Regions from separate parts of the Homo sapiens genome. Here region 2 is linked to region 1. A link is an interaction called in ENCODE POLR2A ChIA-PET data of the cell type or tissue named here. Cell type or tissue: IMR-90. All regions are shown on one strand. Links, peaks and the distances in the headings refer to the core of each region. The heading gives the core; the rest is flanking DNA.

What was found. ChIA-PET counts read pairs that join two places held together with the same protein. Peaks named below come from ENCODE experiments on the same cell type or tissue, not always from the same donor. Only the 100,000 strongest peaks of a DNase experiment are listed, where the experiment ranks them.
Region 2: POLR2A ChIA-PET joins it to region 1 with 6 read pairs; 3 of 35 experiments call an interaction of 5 or more read pairs at or near these places.

Annotation. Positions count from the first base shown.
Region 1 is chr4:137,543,070-137,548,462 of GRCh38, forward strand. It overlaps LINC02172 (long intergenic non-protein coding RNA 2172), which reads left to right and starts at 2,662. Exons shown (of 2, transcript NR_146553.1): 1 at 2,662-2,741. RefSeq lists an enhancer at 1-832. In IMR-90, for the core only: a CTCF peak has its summit at 2,608; a DNase peak (open chromatin) is centred at 2,642; H3K27ac peaks cover 207 bases.
Region 2 is chr4:137,620,706-137,626,098 of GRCh38, forward strand. No RefSeq gene overlaps it. Among named protein-coding and RNA genes, the nearest start is that of LINC02172, 78 kb to the left of the region's middle. In IMR-90, for the core only: no CTCF peak of the experiment used is centred there; no DNase peak of the experiment used is centred there; H3K27ac peaks cover 372 bases.

The sequences.
Region 1 (5,393 bases), core at 100-5,099:
ATGTATGATATAGTGAACATCAGTCTTTACATGTTAAGTCATTAACTGTTTAGGGTGCAGATAGTTCTTCATAAAGAATCAGATGTTCCATTCCTCTAGTATGGTAAAACCGGTGCCATAAAGTCATTGCAAAAGACAGCAAACAACTTTGTTATTGTAATGTGCTTTTTTTTCTTTTAACAATAGGTCTAGCAGGTGGCATGTGGCTATGGCTGGGTCTATCTCCATCTCCAGGGTGCCAAGATGTCCCTCAAAGTTTCTGTGGGAGGAATTTGTTGGTGGGATTTGGATTGTAAAGGCACGCGAGCATCTGCTGCCTCCCTGGTCTCATTACCATTCACACAATTAACTCCTGCAGCTCTCAGCTCAACAGCCAGAACCAAGGACTCAATTTTACTGCCTCTTTGACAATGCTCATTATCATTCATCTAAACTTAAGAGTTCCCAAGCTTTCAACTCAGTGGAAAGTTTTCTTGGGGGAAAGAGATCACACAGAGGAAAGCCTTTGGAATGAAGAGAGAAGGAGCAAAAAAAAAAAAAGATTAAGGACCTAAAATCAACACCTTGAAGTAACTGAGTTTCTAAAATGTGGAATTTTATTTCATTTTATAAGTAACACGCCACATCTTTAAAGACTGCCTCCCTCATATTTCAAAGGCCTGTGTTTGGTCTCCTAACATTTTCACTTAAGGAGCTATGATCAGTTAACAACAATAGTTCTTTCTACTGTCCTCATTGATACTAGGTCCAATTTTGCATCTCGTGGAAGCTTTGGCCAAAACTACAGCTGCCTGAGAAAAAGAGTTTTGAGTAATTTTCCATAGAGAGTAAACAGAGTGTTTTGTTATGCAAGGAGAGAAAGATTCACAAAACATGACAAATTCAAGAAAGCCTATATTTTTAAAGCCTCAGCAGTCCGATTATGTTAAATTGCATAAATATCAGCCTGCTACCTGAAAATTAAAAGTGTACTGTCCCTTTCACCATTTTGTTTCATGATAAATATTTACAAACTGCAGTTTTTAACAAGTTTATGTTGGACAAGAGTGAGGTGATAATAAATGATTTTTTTATAGGTTAAATAGCAGAAGCCTATTATTTATTGACATGTAGGCTACAAGGAGGTTAAAAGAAAACCTCCTTCCTTGATGTCAAATAAGTGATACAAAAACTGCACCTTCTCTTAAAGATATAACTTAATTTTTAAAAAGAAGCATTTAAAACAGTCTGCTCAAATGAAATAAAGCCTCTTTGGAACAACAGAAGAATGATTAGGCTGCTAAAAGCTGTGAAAGCAGTGCTATATATATAGTGAAAGCTATGAAGATTAATTTGTACTTTTACAAAAAAATTAGATAGTGAAAAATAGGTAAACTTTTACTTCAATGACTACAATTAAAAAATATGTATTTATGATAGCACTATTGAAAATTTTGTATATATTTAGCTCTATATTTCATAGAAACAGGAAACAATCTTATTGATACTGATTATCTTGCTTTTCCTTTGAATGCCATACATCAAAACCTAAAATTTCATTACTACATATACATTTTTAATATAGCATTAGGAAAAAAGAAATTTTGGTTAAGATTATATGGTTTGTTTTAAATTACCTAATTTTATAAACCATTCTTTGCTTCTTCCCAAAATGCAAATTTTCTCAAATAAAACCCAGGAGAAAATAAAATTAATGTTTGGGATGTGATATAATTCAAGCTCACCAACATGTAGATGGAGAAAAAATATCTTCATTTTTAAATATTTTAATGGTTATAGTTATAATTCTTGTGTGAAGGATAGGTAATGTATATTTGAATCTATAGAAAATGCATTGCCCCCTGGCTTCTTAGACAAAATAAAAGTGGGTATCTGAGTTCCTTATGTATTTGTCTTGATGTAAGTGATAACATGCCATTGAAGAAATTGTGCACACCTAGATTTCTTAACAGAATAGAACACTCAGTCATTTTTCTATTACGCAAAAGTTTAGTATGAACATCTCTGGTTATTTACAATATTCACAAAGACTTGCACGGTAAGAATGTAAAACCCCAATTCTGACTTCTCTGTACCATGCAGAAGTGTGACTGCAGATTTTTCTAAAAGTTGCATCCACACAAATACAATTTATGTTGTTAGTTGTTTCTTGAATTCTGCTACTCACATGGAATGCTGTCTGGTTCACAGCCTTTGTATTTCTCTTTTTTCCTGTCTCAGACCATTTGAACCCTTCCCTTTCCATCCCCAGAGTTCTGAGCTCTGCCCCAGTATATCCAAAACCAATCTTGCCTGAGTCAGGAAGGAGGTATGAATGTTGGTGCTCAGCAATTATTGATGCTTATGTTGACACTGACACTAGGCCTGTTGCGTGGCTCTAATTAGACTTCTTTATACCTGATGCGTCATCCTTGCCTACTGTCCCACTTCAATAATTGACGTTTAGACACTGTTTGGTTTTGCTAGTTTTATTCTCTCACCATTCCAACTCCAAGTTACTCAATCCTCCTCCAAACTGTTATGACTGTTGTCTTTATATCAGCTGGTGAAATTCCATGATGCTGCCTCTATTTTTGGAATCTCCTCTGGAATCCTCGCTGTTTGCACCACCTACTGTGAGATTGCACTACCAGCAATCTCATCTTACGCTGCCAAGTGCTCAATGAATGATGGTCTGTAGTGTGCTGTCAGATCCTCCAGTGTTCTACTCACCACATTGGATTTTCTTTTAATGCTTTTGGGTAAGTCCCCTAGAATTTACTGTGCTCCTGCAACAGGTTTTGTTTATAGGCTCTCTCTCCTCATGGCTTTGCACAATCATGTTGTTAACTAGGCCTTGCTTGTCATACTTGCCTATGTCCATAACATAAATGAGCTTTTAGTAATAGTTCTTCTTCTTAATGCATTATGAAAAATGTGAACTTCACAGAAACTGAAACACATGCCAACTGCTTAAATTCCATCTCAGTTATTGCAGAAGTCTATAGCATGGAATGTTGTTGAAAATAATAGAATGCAAGCATATATATTATTAATACAAATAGATCTCCAACAGCAACAGATTGTGTTTTATCTTTGTGTATCATGTTAGCAATGTTGTCTCAGATATTATTTTTAAAATTGTACCTAAAACAAAGCAAATCTGCATTAATGAACCAAGATATTTGGACCAAGTCAAGCTCAGTACTTGGCTTACTATTATGCTATAACAAATAGAATCGGGCATAACATTATAGCAAAGATATTTGCTATATTTTCTCTAAGGATTCTAATATGCATCAGTTTTAATATATATAGATATGTGTGAATTCATATATACTTTCATTATTTATTTAATATGTCAATTTAACTTTTCAGGAAATGTAATGCCATACAGCCACATGCTAATATAATTAAAATAATAAAGTGTACTTTCTCTCCAGAGTTATAAGTATGACAACATCCAAATGTTTATTAAAATGTTTTCTAAAAAGCATATGCTCCCAGGCACATGAATTAAATCCCTGAGCAAATACAATGCATAATGAAACAGCTGGTATCACCTCTTACAAATTAAAGAATATACAAATTTTAATATTTTCATGATAAGAGTTAGAAGTAACCTGAATTTTCAAACTCTATCACACATACAAATGTAAACACATATTAACTTATTCTTCATGTGTTAGAAAAATTACTTTTCTGATAAAAAGTAAAATTTTACCATTACCTAGTAAGGAAAAAAAATCTGTGTATATTGCTAACAAAATTGATGTGCTGAATTCAGTCTTTAGACGGACTATCTGCTAATCAATGTTAAAGTGTCATATTCACATTTTGCCTTGAGTCCCCTTTTAAAACCATCATGTTATTAAGATATTGTTTGACTGTTTTGCCCTTAGAAAGTCTCTGTAAATCATGGAATAAAGAATAAGGCTGTTAAGCAAATGTAAAATAAGTCAATCATGTATTGTATGACATATGGGCAATTTCCATTAAAGAAGTTTGTGTGTGAATAAAAGTAAAAATTCTATAAAATGAAATATCAGAGTCTAAATGGATCTGGAAGATAACTGTTATGAATGCCACACTAGTCAAATTCCTTGGGTAGGGTGAATATCATTCCTAGTGATTTTCATTCTGCAATTTGAATCAGTAGTTTAAATATTAGCACTTAACGGGTTTTTTTGTTAATCACAATATAGAGTCAATACAGAGTTCTATTTTATTCTTCAAAGTATTATTTTACCTTAACTATTTGTAATTATAAATGCTAGTTTGGTTAATGAGGTTTGTGATGAATGTTTGTTTTATTGAACTGATGGCATTGATTCACAAAACTTTTTGTACTCCGGGTCATGATTGCCTCTCAAATGAACAGTGGCTCTCCCTTAATCAGCAGTGACACTGAACAGCGGATGTATGATCCTTAGAGAAATGCTGCATTTTTTTTGTCATGATCTTCCCTTTGGTTTCATATTGGAATCACCTGAGGAGCTTTAGAAAACGCTGATGCCTGGGTCTCACCCCCAGAGAGTCTGACTTCATTGGTCTGTTTTGCTTCCTGAGGAGCTGGAAAAGTTCCCCAGGTGATTATAATCTACAGTCAAAGCTGAGACTTATTTCACTAGAATCTTTTTCTTTTTCTTTTTCTTTTTTTTTTTGACAGAGTCTTGCTCTGTCACCCAGGCTGGAGTGCAGTGGCGCAATCTCCGCTCACTGCAACCTCTGTCTCCCAGGTTCAAGTGATTCTCCTGCCTCAGCCTCCCGAGTAGCCGGGATTACAGGCGCGAGCTACCATGCTTGGCTAATTTTTTTGTATTGATAGTAGAGATGGAGTTTCACCATGTTGGCCAGGCTGGTCTCAGACTCCTGACCTCGGGTGATCCACCCACCTCAGCCTCCCAAAGTGTTAGGATTACAGGTGTAAGTCACCATGCCAGGCCTTCACTAGAATCTTTCCAAAAACAAGAAATTTGGCTATGAAAATGATGTCTGTCTTATGCATAAAATATTGAAACAAGTAAACTAGTTTCTGGGTTGGTAGAAAAGTTGTATTTACATCTCTTTCTAGATGGGAGTATAGCAGTAGAAGAAGCACATAAAGGAAAGAGGTGGTGGTGAGAAAAATTAAAGGAGAAGAAACATTTGCACCTTCTGGAGGACAGTAAAGGAGAGTGGACATTGTGTGTCAGAGAGAGTTAGGGACAGGGTGCAAAAAGCATCCCTGTCAATCCCTTTCTGCCTTACATTCCTTTATCGTTGTGTTATTCACATAAATGTAAAGATTATACATAAATAATAGCATATTGGGAGGAGAAATACAACAAAATATCAACATTATATTATAGCTATTAACTATCACTGCATTAAAAAAAAAAAGACTAATTGTAAACAAATCCTGCCTTTAGTGA
Region 2 (5,393 bases), core at 141-5,140, 78 kb after region 1:
TGTAGTGTTAATAGAACAATTTGGTAGTTCATGTGATGATTAAGAAGAGAAAAACACATGTGCATTTTAATTTTCTTACTGAAAGTGACTCCACAAAGTACTGACTATAATGCAAACTAAATATGCATAGAAAGAGAAGCATGTCTGATTTTTAAACTATTATTATGATGATAAAAGAATGTAAGCCTTGACCATTAGGAATCATGGAAGTAATTTTAATATTAGTAACAAAAGTTAAGGAACTGAACTATAAGTGTTCCATTTTAAGCCCTATATTTGGAGAACCAGAGCCTGCCTCACAGGAAGCAGCCTGGTTGCCTGCCTGTGAAAAGTTTCACACGCCCTCCTTTTGCCCCCTTAGCCTTCTCACTTCTTAGCCCCACCTTGCTCACTTGCCCCATTAACACTGAGCATAAATCAGTGTCATCTGCTGTCTCTTGCGTTTCTTTCTTCCCTTCCTCTTTCACTCTCTTTCTCTCCCTGTCTGTCTTTGTAAGTTGGTCTCCATTGCACCATATGGCAGCTGAGAGAAGGGGAGAGCAATTATCTGCCTCTGAACAAAAGGCGCTGTGGTGACACAGCGGCCCATGAATGCATGAGACACGGTCATGTATAGAAGGGCCTCCAGCCCTGTCAGCGAGACTAAAGGGAAGGGTGATGGAGCTGCCTCCAGATAGGCAGACAAACCAGTAAACCCTTCCTCAGTGTCCCTTTCCCTCCTCTCCTTCCCTCTGTTTTCAGTGTTTTTCATTTGCTTGTTTCTGTGTCCAAATCAGATTAGTTTATTAATGACAAAGTCAGAATGTGTGGCAGAACAAGAAATTAAAGCAAGCTACCTTATTCATACACTTCTAAATAGCTCCAAACAACATGTCAATAATTGCACAAGTATTTCAACATATAAGGGGAAAACTGATAAATTTCAAGGAGACGGTATCCTTTTAAAATATTTATTTATTTATTTTTATTGATATTTCATAGCTGTTCATATTTTGGGGTACCTGTCATATTTTGATACATGTATACAATGTGTAATGATTAAATCAGAGTAATTGAACTATTCGTCACCTTAAACATTTATCTTTTCTTTGTGCTGGGAACACTACATTTTTTCTCTTCTAGCTACTTTGAAATACATAGTAAATTATTGTTACCTATAATTTTCCTACTATACTATCAAACAGTAGAACTTGTTCCTTCTACCTGACTATATTTTTGTGTCCAAAGACCATATTCTTTTTTCCCTTTCTTCTAAAGAAAAATTGTACATACTTACACAAATTAACTCATGAAAGAAAAATATCTGGATAATACAAGAGGATACAGGCAGGACTGTGAGGATTCTCTGTGATAATAACAAGTTAACTGCAGTTTCTAAGACTATGTCTTTGAACATTTATTATCCATTATTATGCTATTCAAGAAAAGGAGCACCTCCTCACTGTTTACCTTCTTCCCTATTTCTTGTTTTTCCTGTAGTTGTTACCCCTCTTCTATGCCTGGATATGCATGATTTTTTCAGTGGAGAATTTCTGCAAAGCAGACACAACATTTTTATTAGTGAAGTTAACACTATGCTAGAAGAATAGTAAATTCAAGCTATAAATCCACCAGCTTTCAGGAGACTCATTTATTCTGTTCCATATGAAATAAAAATCTACTACAGGGGAAGAGTTGAATATGACCATATACATTTATGAAGGAACATTTTACACTTTACTGCTGTAGGCTACTACTGGCCTTAGGAGCTGATGTTCATTTTATTTGATTCAAAATAAAAGTACAATAAAAAATAAAGCAGACATCCCCCACCACTCAATCGCCCACCCACCCACCCACCCAACAAGGTATCTTGGATCACAAAATGCCAGTCCCCTGTGGTTATTTAAAGAAACCTGGGCAGGTTTCCAAGTTCTGGTGTCTGTGACCTATTACACGGAGGCAACAATAATAGTTCCTCATGAAATAAATCAATGGACATACGTAGAGTACTTCTACCATGCCATGTACTATTTTTTACTTCAATCTTTAAGAAGAAAGTGAAGGTTATGTAACTCAGTTTCACACATTGTCTACATTTATAACAGGGCTTCTCTTCAGGAACATTTTTACTATGAAGATACCCTCCCTCTCTTTTATCTATGATGTTATTTAACACTTATTTAACGCTTTTCAATAATAAATGCAACTTTTAAAAATTCATATACAATACTTTTCTTTGTACAATGCAGTCTGAGACTGATGGTTATTTGTCAGTTGATGAAAAAGCAAAATATCATTGGCTTTTCAGTTATATTCTTCATAAATTCTCTTTCATAATTACTATACATGTTTGGTTTTACATGAAACATTCATTAAAATAAACATTCATTAAATAAACAAAACCAAGAGCTAAGAGTGCCTGTGTTTAGCAAATATCAGGACTCTGCACGTTTCTACAGCAGTAAGAGTTATGTGGTACATCATCTGTCAGAAAGACTTGTGTAGAGAGAACCCTCTGTGGTACAAACAGAAAGCAGGAAACAAAGCAACTATTCAACCTTTTCTATTCACTGCACCCACATCTGTTTACATGGCCTCTGCTCAATCCTGAAAGGTTTTGTCCTCCTACCTCCATTTTATTTTACACAGCTCTGAGCGGCTGGCAGCTTGGAAGACTTTTCTTTCTTTTTTTTTTCCTTAAGAGCTAGGGATTCAAATCTGTTTTGTAAAACAGAAATTTGAAAAACAGGCTTACAGATAGCAGTTGGTCCCTTTTCTAGTCTATCCAGTTGGAGTTCTAATGAGGGATATAAACTCCAACATTCTCATTAATTTTTAAAATAAATTTAACAGACATAAGAAGTTTCTTCAGGAGGGTAGTAGATGGTACTATTTTCCCAGTTCTGCTCATTACTAAATGTCAGTTTGCCCTCTTTTGACAAAAAAAAATTATGTTTTTTAATCTACTCTGCGAGTGAAATTTCTACTCTGTGAGAGAAATGCATGTGCTATCTAGAAGTAAAATATTTCAGAAATATCACTGTAAATATTCTCCATAAAAGATTATATTTCTATGACACTTTATATTTTACAAAGCTATTTTACACAGTTTAGGTAATCAGATCCTCAAAATGAAAAAAAAAAACTAAAAAAGGTAGAGCAGATGACTTTATTCCTAATTTTACAAAAGGAAAACTAAAGCTTTCCTTTAATAGCATGGGATTCCCTCTACACCACGATGAGTGTGTGGTTTTATGACACGAAAACCATATTGCCCTCTATGTGTTGTATACATATGATAATGCTTTATTCTCAATTTTATTCTAAGAATTAGTTATGAGCATGATCATTTCTAATCCTCCTTGCATTTTTAAAGTTCTGTAATTCATGATCAGATACATGATGAATGAGGTATAAAAGAAAAAAGTTCAAAATAATTATGCTCATATGTTTAAAAATTGAAGTCTAAAAAATTTACATCTTTGGTACTTATAAGTATAAGAATACTTATAGAGTATTAAAAATATAAGTATTATCATACTTTATAAGTAAGATAATAAAGGTTAGACATCAAATGTATTTTTCCCTACTTTTCTAAGATATACTGGATTGCCTTGATGTAGTAACTCAGAGACAGAAGAGATCATGAGAAGACATTTTAATAATATAGTTAGAAATCACAAGTATTGGATTCAATGCTGATACTACTGGGTCAGTAGAATCATATCTAACTGGTTAACATTGTCTGGATGTATTAACTCAACTTTGACAAGAAGAAATAATAACAATCCAATGCCACACAATTTTAGTAAGAATTAAATCAACTAGTATCTGTGAAGAGCAAATGGTAAACTGTACAAAACCACCTAATATTAGTGACTGCCATTAGCTTTTGTTCTTTCTATATTATTAAACAATTAATTTCAAATGTACAAATGAAACTGAAATACTTGAAAACTAAATAATAAAATCAGTAATAATAACAAGAGTAGATTGCAGAAGAAATTCTAAAATATGCCACCTGTTGGTTTATGTGAAAGTGAAAGGGTGAATGAGAAAAAAAAAAAAGTCCTTCACTATCCAATAATAGTAGTGCACAAGCTAGAGTCTGTATATAGATGCTCGACTACCGTCTTCCTCATCCCATATTTTGGTAAATAAATCTTTTCTAAATGAAAGAATATTGGCTCATAATTTTTTTAAAAAGGCATAGAGAGGCCAGAACTGGGTAATTTTAGAAATATTAGACATGGTATTTTGGCAAGAAGATTTTAAGGCATCTTTTTTTTTTGAGACGGAGTCTCACTCTGTCGCCCAGGCTGGAGCGCAGTGGCGCGATCTCGGCTCACTGCAAGCTCCGCCTCCTGGGTTCACGCCATTCTCCTGCCTCAGCCTCCCGAGTAACTGGAACTACAGGCGCCCGCCACCACGCCCAGCTAATTTTTTGTTGTTGTTTTTCGTAGAGACGGGGTTTCACAGTATTAGCCAGGATGGTCTCGATCTCCTGACCTCGTGATCCGCCCACTTCGGCCTCCCAAAGTTCTGGGATTACAGGCATGAGCCACCGCACCTGGCCCATTTTAAGGCATCTTTCAATGAGAAACAGCAATGTGATATATTTCTTTATTTCCAATGTTTTAAATTATTTATTAGAACTGACATATAAATAACTAGCAATAAATTAGTATTCAAAATAGCACATTCTGTCCATAAAATCTTGTAAAGTTGAAAATAGAAGACAAATCTTCAGCAGTCAAAAAACTGCTTATACGGCAAACAAAAGATATTTTTAATTCTGCTCATAGCTTGTGTATGTGAAAAAAAGATACGAAACTAAACTATCAACTAAAAATCACATTGTTTTCCATTCAGAAAAAAATTATTTGAGGAAACATCAAATATAACTTTAAAAAAGTTAAAGGCATAGGAATAAGTGACTTTGATGGGGAATTGCATTAGTTGCCAAACTGGAATTCAAAACCGTCTCTAAATTTTTAGAAGTTGAAAGATAAAACAACAACAAAAATAATTGGTATTTCCTGAGCTTAAGGACTAGCTTCAGTAGGACATACGGTTTCATTTTGAGGCCTCTCATTTCTTATGAAAATGTTACTATTTCTGTAGGCATCTTCATTTAAGGGAGTAGGTTTAATAACTAATTAAACCAGAGTTAGTTCAGCTGATTTTGATTTCATCTTATTTTTTGGTATTTACATTTTTCCATAGTAAATTATAGTGTACTTTGAACTTAAAAAGTTCTAAGTAGGGAAAAATAAAGCATTTTAAAACTATATTGTGTGATATACATCTCAAATAGTATGTGTTAAAAAATTAGACATCTGCTTTGATGCATTTTATTGCTGATATAGTCAAGAAGTTGTGGCATCATAGAGTTCAAGTCAGTGTTTGTT